Regions from separate parts of the Homo sapiens genome. Here region 2 is linked to region 1. Evidence: chromatin contacts called from ENCODE Hi-C or POLR2A ChIA-PET data. All regions are on one chromosome and are shown on one strand. Each heading gives the region's core, a stretch centred on a gene start or an enhancer-like site at or near the end of the contact. The rest is flanking DNA. Distances are from core to core; before and after follow the strand shown. Region 1 overlaps NSMCE1-DT (NSMCE1 divergent transcript). Region 2 overlaps IL21R (interleukin 21 receptor).

Region 1 (5,746 bases), core at 2,236-4,735:
GAGCACCCAACTGTTGTGTTTCTTTTTAAATGGACAAAAATGGAGAACTTCCTCCTCTCTATGGTTCTTCTTTATTAGTCTACCAGCTCCTTTGAGTCCCCCTTTTTATGATTTGGAAATTATTTATTCCTTTGGGAGCAATAAACAAATAGTTCCAAATTGCTGCTGCTTCTTTTGTCTTCAATAAGATGTAGACACCAGGATTAGGGATGGAGTGTGGTTGGAGGATGAAAAAGTAAAATCCCTACATAGAGTGTCTGTTGCAAATAAAGAGCTTGGTGAATATTGCTGCTGTTCTGATGTTTCCAGAGTGTTTTACTCTTTGTCATTTAATAAGGCTTTTTAAAGTTATGACTACAATTTGATTGAAACATATAGATATTATTATATATATGCCACCGTCATAAAAATAGAGATGCAATCATATTTTTAAATCTCTTTTAATTAAAACTCACTTGAGACCAGGCATGGTGGCTCATGCCTGTAATCCCAGCACTTTGGGAGGCCGAGGTGGGCAGATAACCTGAGGTCAGGAGTTCGAGACTAGCCTGGCCAACACGGCAAAACTCCATCTCTGCTAAAAATACAAAAATTAGCCGATCGTGGTGTCACATGCCTGTAATCCCAGCTACTCGGGAGGCTGAGGCAAGAGAATCGCTTGAACCCAGGAGGCAGAGGTTGCAGTGAGCCAAGATTGTGCCACAGCACTCCAGCCTGGGCTACAGAGCGAGACTCCGTCTCAAAAAAAAAAAAAGAAAAGAAAAAAAGAAACCTCACTTGAAAATGGATTAGAAAACCACAGTTGAAAAGAGAGTAACTGGTTGACTCACCACGTTTTTCATTTTCAGCCAGGCGTAGTGGCTCATGTCTTTAATCACCGTACTTTGGGAGGCTGGGGTGGGAGGCGCACTTGAGGCTAGGAGTTTGAGACCAGCCTGGGCAACACAGCAAGACCCCGTCTCTACGGAAAATTTAAAAATTAGCTAGGTCTGGTGGTGGTACACACTGATGAATACTTATAAGGCTCTTGATACTATTTGATAGGATGAATGCAAACATTGAATTTAAAAAACGAATTCAATTCCTATAGTCCCACCTACTGGGAGGCTAAGGTGGGAGGATCGCTTGAGTCTAGAAGTTCAAGGCTGAAGTGAGCTATGATCACACCACTGCACTCCAGCCTGGATGACAAAGAGAGACCTTGTCTCTAAAAACAAAACAAAAATTTCATTTTCATTCAGTTTTTACATTCATCTTAACAAATCTTATCAAGAAAGTGCTCAGCAGTGTGGTAAGATGCAAAGATGAATCTCCGTAGTCCTTAGGTCAGGTTGCTCTCAGCTGGCAAGAAAAAATAAGATAAATGCACATTAGTAAGTGTAATCAACAAAGGAATTGCTGGCCAGGTGGAATGTCTCACCCATGTAATCCCAGCACTTTGAGAGACTGAGGCAGGAGGATCGCTTGAGCCCTAGGAGTTTGAGATCAGCCTGGGCAACATGGTGAAACCCCGTGTCTACTAAAAATACCAAAATTAGCAACGTGTGGTGGCACACGCCTGTGGTTCCAGCTACTGGGGAGGCTGAGGTGGGAGGATTGCTTGAGCCCATCTGCAGAGTTCAAGGCTGCAGAGCTCACAGGCCTGTGGTCCCAGCTACTGGGGAGGCTGAGGTGGGAGGATTGCTTGAGCCCATCTGCAGAGTTCAAGGCTGCAGAGCTCACAGGCCTGTGGTCCCAGCTACTGGGGAGGCTGAAATGGGAGGATTGCTTGAGCCCACTGTAGAGTTCAAGGCTACAGTGAGCCATAGATTGCACCACTACACTCAGCCTGGGTGACAGAGTGAGACCCTGTCTCAAAAAAAAAAAGAAAAGAGAGAGAGAGAAAGAAAGAAGAAAGAAAGAGAAAGAAGAAAGAAAGAAAAGAAAGAAAGAAAAAGAAATTGCTACTAAGTGCTGTTAGTTTATCAGTTAAGCTGGTTTAGGTACAAGAAACTGATGTGATAATCTAAGCAAAAAAAGTTTATTGGAAGGGTAGGAAGGGTATTGGTGTATATTATTCAGGACAGTCCAGGTCATGCTGCTATAACAAACATTCTCAAAATTATTATTTCTAGGTAGTGGAATCTACCACATGTGGATCAGCAGTAGGCTCTGCCCTCCTTTCACTCAGACTAATGGAGGTTCCACCATCTGGTGGCTGCAGCCCTGAAACATGAAGCCTTGTTGGTGTGACCATGGCAGGGGAAGAAAGAGGCTGGGGGTTTGCACAGGGGGTTTTTACTGCCTCAGCCTGAAAGTGACATGTGTCCTTTCTACTCTAGGATCTCTGGTGAGAACTAGTCACAAGATCTTCCCTAAATGCCAGAACACTGGGAAATGAAAGGGAACAATGGAATCATTGGCGAGCATTACTGTCTCTGCTCCAGGGTGGCTCGTAGACTCAAATGAAAATGCTGGAGCCTCAGATTTGGGACTGAATGTGGACCAGAGAACTTGGCAGACCTTGCCAGCAGCAGCTTATGGAGGTCTGGTCAGGCTGTCATCCATTTTCAGCTATCTGTCACCCTCTCAGGATTTGCACTGGAGAAAGAGTAAGAGCAGAGAGAGAGAGAGAGAGACAGAGAGAGAGAGAGAGAGAGAGAGAAACAACTGATTGGCCCAGGCGGGTTCTACGTCCCACTTGAAACACAAGTTAATGGACAACTTGATTGACAGAGTTGCACTAAAAGGTGGTGGGGGGAGTTCATCCAAACAAAACTGGGGTGCTGTTACAACAAGAGAGGGAGGGTAGGTGCATAGTGAGCAAAAGTACACACTTGCTGCAGAGCTGGTCCAAATACCCACTCTTCAGAGTTGACATCATCTGGAAGGTTTATAGAAGTGGGGGCTTTCCAGATTAGCTTTAGAGGATGGGATAACTGATGCAGAGGAAAGGTAATGCAGGCTGAGAGGCCCGTGTAAGCAAAGTGAAGCTGCAGAAGAGTGCAATCATTTGCAAGAAAGAGAAGGCTGGCTGGGTGCAGCGGCTCACACCTGTAGTCCCAGCACTGTGGAAGGCCAAGGCGGGAGGATCCCTTGAGCCCAGGAGTTTGAGACCAGCCTGTGCAACACAGGGAGATCCTGTATCTACAAAAAATTTAAAAATTAGCCAGGCATGGTGGTGCATGCCTATAGTCCTAGCTACTCAGGAGGCTGACGTGGGAGGATTACCTGAGCCTTGGGAGGCTGTGGCTGCAGTGTGTCATGATTTTGCCACCACACTCCAGCCTGGGCAACAGAGTGAAACCCTGTCTCAAAAAAAAAAAAAAAAATGAGAAGGCTATTGAGATTGAACAGAGGATATGATTTGCAGTTACATTTTCACCCCAACTTACCCAGCTTATCTTTCCTTCCCGTGGTGTCAACTCAGGGGACGCAAATGGGTGGAGGCTGGTTGGAATGGCTCATACTACATCATGAGATTGGAGCCTGGTCCTCCATGTTGGCTGAGAGTCTCAGTTCTCCTCCACGTGGCCTCTCCTTGTGGTCAGCTTACATTTCCTCAAAACGTGGCAGTCTCAGGGCAGTTGGGTTTCTTGTGTGCTGGCTCAGGGCTCCGGAGAGGATAACATCAGAATATCTTGTTCTTCCTCAGGCTTGGGCCCAGACTAGCACAGCATCATTATCTTTTTATTCTGTGAGTTAACATATTTCAGAGGACCAGTGCAGATTCAGAGTGGAGAGGGCTGCATAAGAACACGAACACTGGGAGGTGGCTTCATTTGGGGCCATCTTTGGAGACCAACTATGATGCATGATGTAACTGACCTGAATTCCCAAGCCCCTACCCCCAGCTCCAGCATAAGGTAGGTAAGAAGTGACTGGCAACATAAGTGGGTCATGTTGGAGGAAAGGTAAGTCTGGAGCTAGGCCTTACAGGTGTTCAGTGCCACAGATGAAAATGATGGTGCCAGGAAAGAGGTAGGGCAGGAGGTCTTTCTCTTCATGGGCCTCTTCCCAGATTTCCCCTGTGGATCTTGTTGGCAAAAACTGAATCACATCAGCACCTCTTACTGCAAGGAAGCCTGGGCAAGTCAGAATCCGTGAAAGGGAAGTGGGATTGTTATTTCTGGCCTAAGTCAACCCTGATTCATTCTCCAGGCATGTGTGGGCCATTGCAGCCTGAATTAATCAGGAGGGAAGAAGAAGTGCGACGATAACTGGCCAGTGATACACAGTGGGAGGTCAGTACAAACCTACCCCAAAGGCCGAGGAAGCTGAGAGGTTGAAGAAAGAGGCTGACAAACCCAGTTTTTCAGAGACAAATTTTTGTTGTTGTTGTCATTGTTGTTTTTAGAGACAGGGGCTTACTCTGTCACCCAGGCTAGAGTGAAGTGATGTGATCAGAACTCACTACAGTTTTAACCTCCTGGGCTCAAGCAGTCCTCCCACTTCAGCCTCCCGAGTAGCTGGGACTACAAGTCACACACCACACCTGGCTAATTTTTTTTTAATGTTTTGTAGAAACGGCCTCACTATGTTGTCCATGTTGGCCTCAAAGCCCTGGGTTCAAGTGATCCTCCAACCATAGTCCCCCAAAGTGTTGGGATTATAGGCTGGAGCCGTGGCTTCCTAGAAAGAAGCATTTAACTGGGACTTGTGAAGAGAAGCCACGTATCCAATGGTTGAGAAATAGTAGTCCCCTGTGCTGCTACCTCCCAGCCCCAAGACCAGGGCTTATATACCATAGGGAAATTGCCTAAGGGCAGGATTTATGATTAGCATGTGTTTACAATAACATCAAGGTTGTTTTGACCTAAGGGCAGGCTTTGCAGTAAGTAGAAATCTTAGAGGCATTCCTGCAACTGTGGTGAATCTTAAGTCAACATGGTGGATCTGCATCCAAAATGGAGTTGCTTTCGCCTCACAGTAGGCGACATACAGAGGATGTCACAAGCAACAAAAAACAGGGAAAGCAGCTTGGAGGATATAGCTTTACTTCAGGTGAGAGGAGGGTGGGGCTGGACCAGGGCAGAAGCAGCAAGGAGTGGGAAATAAGCCAGATGTGAAAATGAACACAGAAGTGGAGGGTACTGCGTGGAATACTATGCAGCCATAAAAAAGAATGAGATCATGTCCTTTGAAGCAACATGGTTGCAGCTGGAGACTGTTATCCTCAGTGAATTAACACAGGGACAGAAAACCAAATACTGCATGTTCTCGCTTATAAGTGGGAGCTAAACATTGAACATGCATGGTCATTAACATGGGAACGATAGACACGAGGGACTTCTAGAGGGAGGATGGTAGGAGGGGGCAAGAGTTGATACGCTTCCTATTGGGTACTATGCTCAGTACCTGGGTGATGGGGTCATTTGTACCCCAAACCTCAGCGACGCACCATTTACCCATGTGACAAGCCTGAACAGGTACCCCCAAAACCTAAAAGCTGGGAAATAAAAAAAGAAGCAGAGTGCACAGCCCATGGCTGCTGTGACTGTCTTTCACAAGCGAGAATGGGAAAGAGAGACAGAGAGGGAAGTCAACAATGACAACATCATTTCCAGCTTGCTTAATTGGATGGTGACACCGTCCAAGCACAGAAGTTAGCTCGCGAGAGACAATGACTTTGCCCTAGGCATTCTGAGGGCAAGAGGTGTGAGAGAACATGCTCAAGGTGTGGATCATGAAACACGAGGGCATGGGCCAGGTCGGGGGGCTCACGCCTGGAATCCCAGCACTTTGGGAGGCCGAAGCAGATGGATCA
Region 2 (5,746 bases), core at 1,803-4,302, 160 kb after region 1:
GCCTCCCCATCTCTACCAAAAACTTAAAAATCATTCAAGTGAGGTGGTGCACGCCTGTAGTCCCAGCAACTCGGGAGGCTGAGGCAGGACGATCGTTCAGAGGCTGCCGTGAGCTATGATCACACCACTGCCCTCCAGCCTGGCCAACAGACAGAGACTATATCTTAAAAAAAAAAAAATCAAAAAGAAAAAGTAAACAAAATAATGCAGCATTGGCCCAGCCCAAGGAACCAGACTGGGATAGGGGGTGAGGCTGGTGGTCTCCTGAGTCACAGATTGCCCCACTGGTCCTTTCTTAGGTGTCCTTAATCTGGGTTGGAGAGGGAATAGGTTCTGGAAAGAGCCTGGCCCACGGGGCAAAACACACTAACATTTGCCAAGCCTCCAACTCACCACCACCCGCCAGCACCCACAGGTTGTCTGTGCCCATTTACAGCCGTGTCACCCACCCTGCAGCAGTGGGAGTGGCTGCCACAGAGAGGATGTGGTGACAGAGGTGGGAGGGCCAGCCCCACCTGCTGCAGCCCAGCCTGAAAGTCAGACAGTGTAGACCTAGACCATTGATTGAGCTCCTGCTGTCTGCCTGGTGCTGCGCTGGACACCCTTCCTGCCTCACTCATTCTCATATTCACAGCAGCCCCTGCAGAGTGGATGTTCCACTGCCCCCAGGGCACCCATGAGGAGGCCAAAGAGTGGGCAGGGAGGAACATGGACCCCAACCCACATAAGACCCACCCTTTCCTCTTCCCTAAAGCTCAAATATCACATTGATTTTGGGTTGATTTTTACCAATACTCATATAGCACTTGCTATATACCAGGCAGTCCCCTAGGAGCATCACAAACAGTGACTCATTTAATCCTCACGACGGCCCTACGGGTGGGTGCTATTATTAGGTCCATTTTACAGATGAGGAAACTGAGGCACCGAGAGGGTAAGTAATTGGCTTAAGGGCACACAGCTGAGAAGCGACTTTGAATCAGTGGTGGTGGCCACATCACAGTTCTGAGATGAGTTTTTGAGGAAGATGAGCTCAAAACAGGGAGATACCCATTCCTGGGGATTTTCCTTGCCAATTGCATGAGGATTCTGGTGTCGTGAGTGGGAGTCCTGGCAGGGGAGGGAAGGGGAGGGTCCTTCAAGTTTAAGGGCCACCGCCTCAGCCAGCATCACCCACATCCTTTATCCTCAAAGTGTACAAAGGCCTTTCCAAGTGGCTTTTCATTGATCCACTCCACCCATTCATTTCGTTAATAAACATTTATTGAGCACCTACTTTGTGCTAGGCACTGGGGCTACAGCCATGGACAGAAGAGACAAGACTTATGTCCGGGGGCCAAGTGTCTGTCTGGTGGGGACACATAAACCAGGAGAGTGCTAGGTTTCAAGAAGCATCAAGGAGGCGGGAAAGCAGGAGATGGCTCAGGGGTACCTCAGACCTCAGGCCCTCCTGCCCCCATGTCTCCTTGACTCAGGAATCTTGGTCCCTGCCTGGACTATGGGGCCACCAGTTGTCTGACTGGTCACACTACTAAGGGTAGCAACTCCCTTCTACAAGTAGGGAAACTGAGGCCCAGAGTAGGAGGGGGATCCACTAGGGTGGGAGCACATTGTGGTCCTGATTCCTCTCTCTCTCTCTGTCTCTCGGTGTCTTTGTCTATCTTCATGTCTCTGTCTGTCTCTCTTGATGTCTCTTTGTCTTGTCTCTGTGTCTGTGTCTGTCTTTCTGTCTGTTTAAACCCTCACCTTGGCTGGGCACAGTGACTCACGCCTGTAATCCCAACACTTTGGGAGGCTGAGGCGGGTGGATCACCTGACGTCAGGAGTTCAAGATCAGTCTGGCCAACATGGTGAAACCACGTCTCTACTAAAAATACAAAAATTAGCCGGGTGTGGTGACAGGCGCCTGTAGTCCCAGCTACTTGGGAGGCTGAGGCAGGAGAATCACTTGATCCTGGGAGGCAGAGGTTGCAGTGAACCGAGATGGCACCACTGCATTCCAGCCTGGGCAGCAGAGCCAGACTGTCTCAAAAGAATAAAAGTAAAAGAAAAATAAACCCTCACCTTACCCTCATCCTGTGCTATGACTCTCTCTTTTTCTCTCTCACAGAAATGGGTGGGTGCACCCTTCACTGGCTCCAGCCTGGAGCTGGGACCCTGGAGCCCAGAGGTGCCCTCCACCCTGGAGGTGTACAGCTGCCACCCACCACGGAGCCCGGCCAAGAGGCTGCAGCTCACGGAGCTACAAGAACCAGCAGAGCTGGTGGAGTCTGACGGTGTGCCCAAGCCCAGCTTCTGGCCGACAGCCCAGAACTCGGGGGGCTCAGCTTACAGTGAGGAGAGGGATCGGCCATACGGCCTGGTGTCCATTGACACAGTGACTGTGCTAGATGCAGAGGGGCCATGCACCTGGCCCTGCAGCTGTGAGGATGACGGCTACCCAGCCCTGGACCTGGATGCTGGCCTGGAGCCCAGCCCAGGCCTAGAGGACCCACTCTTGGATGCAGGGACCACAGTCCTGTCCTGTGGCTGTGTCTCAGCTGGCAGCCCTGGGCTAGGAGGGCCCCTGGGAAGCCTCCTGGACAGACTAAAGCCACCCCTTGCAGATGGGGAGGACTGGGCTGGGGGACTGCCCTGGGGTGGCCGGTCACCTGGAGGGGTCTCAGAGAGTGAGGCGGGCTCACCCCTGGCCGGCCTGGATATGGACACGTTTGACAGTGGCTTTGTGGGCTCTGACTGCAGCAGCCCTGTGGAGTGTGACTTCACCAGCCCCGGGGACGAAGGACCCCCCCGGAGCTACCTCCGCCAGTGGGTGGTCATTCCTCCGCCACTTTCGAGCCCTGGACCCCAGGCCAGCTAATGAGGCTGACTGGATGTCCAGAGCTGGCCAGGCCACTGGGCCCTGAGCCAGAGACAAGGTCACCTGGGCTGTGATGTGAAGACACCTGCAGCCTTTGGTCTCCTGGATGGGCCTTTGAGCCTGATGTTTACAGTGTCTGTGTGTGTGTGTGCATATGTGTGTGTGTGCATATGCATGTGTGTGTGTGTGTGTGTCTTAGGTGCGCAGTGGCATGTCCACGTGTGTGTGTGATTGCACGTGCCTGTGGGCCTGGGATAATGCCCATGGTACTCCATGCATTCACCTGCCCTGTGCATGTCTGGACTCACGGAGCTCACCCATGTGCACAAGTGTGCACAGTAAACGTGTTTGTGGTCAACAGATGACAACAGCCGTCCTCCCTCCTAGGGTCTTGTGTTGCAAGTTGGTCCACAGCATCTCCGGGGCTTTGTGGGATCAGGGCATTGCCTGTGACTGAGGCGGAGCCCAGCCCTCCAGCGTCTGCCTCCAGGAGCTGCAAGAAGTCCATATTGTTCCTTATCACCTGCCAACAGGAAGCGAAAGGGGATGGAGTGAGCCCATGGTGACCTCGGGAATGGCAATTTTTTGGGCGGCCCCTGGACGAAGGTCTGAATCCCGACTCTGATACCTTCTGGCTGTGCTACCTGAGCCAAGTCGCCTCCCCTCTCTGGGCTAGAGTTTCCTTATCCAGACAGTGGGGAAGGCATGACACACCTGGGGGAAATTGGCGATGTCACCCGTGTACGGTACGCAGCCCAGAGCAGACCCTCAATAAACGTCAGCTTCCTTCCTTCTGCGGCCAGAGCCGAGGCGGGCGGGGGTGAGAACATCAATCGTCAGCGACAGCCTGGGCACCCGCGGGGCCGTCCCGCCTGCAGAGGGCCACTCGGGGGGGTTTCCAGGCTTAAAATCAGTCCGTTTCGTCTCTTGGAAACAGCTCCCCACCAACCAAGATTTCTTTTTCTAACTTCTGCTACTAAGTTTTTAAAAATTCCCTTTATGCACCCAAGAGATATTTATTAAACACCAATTACGTAGCAGGCCATGGCTCATGGGACCCACCCCCCGTGGCACTCATGGAGGGGGCTGCAGGTTGGAACTATGCAGTGTGCTCCGGCCACACATCCTGCTGGGCCCCCTACCCTGCCCCAATTCAATCCTGCCAATAAATCCTGTCTTATTTGTTCATCCTGGAGAATTGAAGGGAGGTCAAGTTGTTTGTCAATGATTTGTCAGAGAACCTGTTGAAATGTGAATTAAGAAGCTAAGAAAATATTTCTTAGCAACATTTTCTTTTTCTTTTTTTTTTTTTTCTTTTGAGACAGAGTCTCACTCTCGTCGCCCAGGCTGGAATGCAGTGGTGCGATCTCGGCTCTCTGCAACCTCTGTCTCCCGGGTTCAAGCGATTTCCTGCGTCAGCCCCAGAGTAGCTGGAATTACAGGCACACACCACCACGCCTGGCTAATTTTTGTATTTTTAGTAGAGCTGGGGCCACCCTGGCCCGGCCCCGTCTTCCTCCCCAAAGGTCAGACTGCAGGCTGCAGGGCTGTGCTGGAGGAGCCAGCTCTAGCTCACCCATGCTTTTGCAACAGGGTCGGGTTGGAAGTCAGCACAGGTCAGTCCTGCGGAAGGTTCCTTCGTGACTCATCTGTGAAGTGGGGTGGTTGGGAGAGGTAGCTGAGAGAATGCATGAGAGTCCTCGGTGCCTGGCAGGAGGCTGGAAGGTTCTAGAACACTGATGGTTATAAGAGTGGGACTGTGAGCCTGGGATCGGGGGGTGTGAGACTTGGATGGGAGCACAAGAGTGGAAACACAGCTTCTGCACGGAGCAGGCGCAGCCCTCAACACCCCGTGCACCTGCACCCTAGGGACTCTTGGGTCCAGATGTGCTGTGGTTTTCACACCTTCTTGGGGGCAACAGGTTCCAGGAGCCACCTGTGGGTGCCACCTGAGCCACAGGCTCCCAGGAAAGCAGCACAGCTCTCCTGCACCCAGAGCTTGCTGGGTGGCGGAGGGGAACACAGATGGTTGGGGAAGGCCTGAGGCCAGATTGGGGGACTCTGGACTGGGGCAGATGAGGCTCCTCAGAATCCCACCTTTGAAGGGAACTCAGCTTATAAACACAGAGGAGCAAAGTTGGAGGGCCGGGCGTAGTGGCTCACACCTGTGATCTCAGCACTTTGGGAGGCCAAGGAAGGTGGATCACTTGAGGCCAGGAGTTCGAGACCAGCCTGGGCAACATAGCAAGGCCCCATCTCTACAAAAATTATTATTTTTTAAAAAAATTAGCCAGGTGTGGTGGTGCTTGCCTATAGTCCCAGCTACTCGGGAGGCTAAGGTGGGAGGATCGCTGGAGCCCAGGAATTTGAGGCTGCAGTGAGCTGTGATTACACCGTTGCACTCCAGCCTGGGTCACAGATCAAGACCCTGTCTCTTAAAAATAAAAGTTGGAGACAAGAGCTGGCTCACCTGAAAGGAGGGATTAGTAGGTAGGAGGGTGGATGGAGGATGGATGGATGTGTGGGTGGATAGGAAGATGGTATTAAGTTGGTGCAAAAGTCTTTGATATTACTCTTAATGGCTTTAATAAAAAGCTTGAAGGAAGAATGATTGGTTGGATAGACAGAGATAAATGCATACTGGAAACAAAGATAAAGATAAAACACAAGTTATACCAGGCCAGCAACTCTATTTTGTTCACTGCCTTTAGTCCCAGCCTGGCACATAGTAGGCACTCAATAAAGCCTGATTTGTAGCATTTGCTTATTTCCATGGTGTAATTTCATGCTCCTGATTTGAGTCTAAACACAGAGTTGGGAAGAGATATGCACAATCTGCCCTCCTGGCTGGTATGAGTGAGTCCCAGCTCACCGATGGTAGCCCAG

Evidence for each region. A loop is a pair of places that touch in the nucleus more often than their neighbours do. ChIA-PET counts read pairs that join two places held with the same protein, here RNA polymerase II (POLR2A). Pooled maps may share reads with other maps.
Region 2: a pooled map shows a loop between it and region 1 (2.4-fold over the local background). The contact joins two enhancer-like sites. A Hi-C loop is called at or near these places in 1 of 37 single-sample maps with no recorded cell type and 6 of 50 pooled maps. POLR2A ChIA-PET finds 5 or more read pairs at or near these places in 5 of 52 experiments (Caco-2, K562, OCI-LY7 and 2 more).

Annotation. Positions count from the first base shown.
Region 1 is chr16:27,282,522-27,288,267 of GRCh38, forward strand. NSMCE1-DT (NSMCE1 divergent transcript) reads left to right here. Exons shown (of 5, transcript NR_037184.1): 3 at 4,141-4,223. Among named protein-coding and RNA genes, the nearest start is that of NSMCE1, 17 kb to the left of the region's middle. Within about 2 kb of position 3,486, at least 12 of the 41 ENCODE cell types and tissues checked have a DNase peak (open chromatin) inside an H3K27ac peak, as active enhancers do.
Region 2 is chr16:27,446,424-27,452,169 of GRCh38, forward strand. IL21R (interleukin 21 receptor) reads left to right here. Exons shown (of 9, transcript NM_181078.3): 9 at 2,111-5,619. The coding sequence ends at 2,860. It overlaps IL21R-AS1 (IL21R antisense RNA 1), which reads right to left. Exons shown (of 3, transcript NR_037158.1): 3 at 1,246-3,383. Among named protein-coding and RNA genes, the nearest start is that of IL21R-AS1, 4.1 kb to the right of the region's middle. RefSeq lists enhancers at 2,223-2,282, 2,583-2,822, 3,085-3,962, 3,623-3,782, 3,803-3,852 and 1 more. Within about 2 kb of position 3,053, at least 2 of the 41 ENCODE cell types and tissues checked have a DNase peak (open chromatin) inside an H3K27ac peak, as active enhancers do.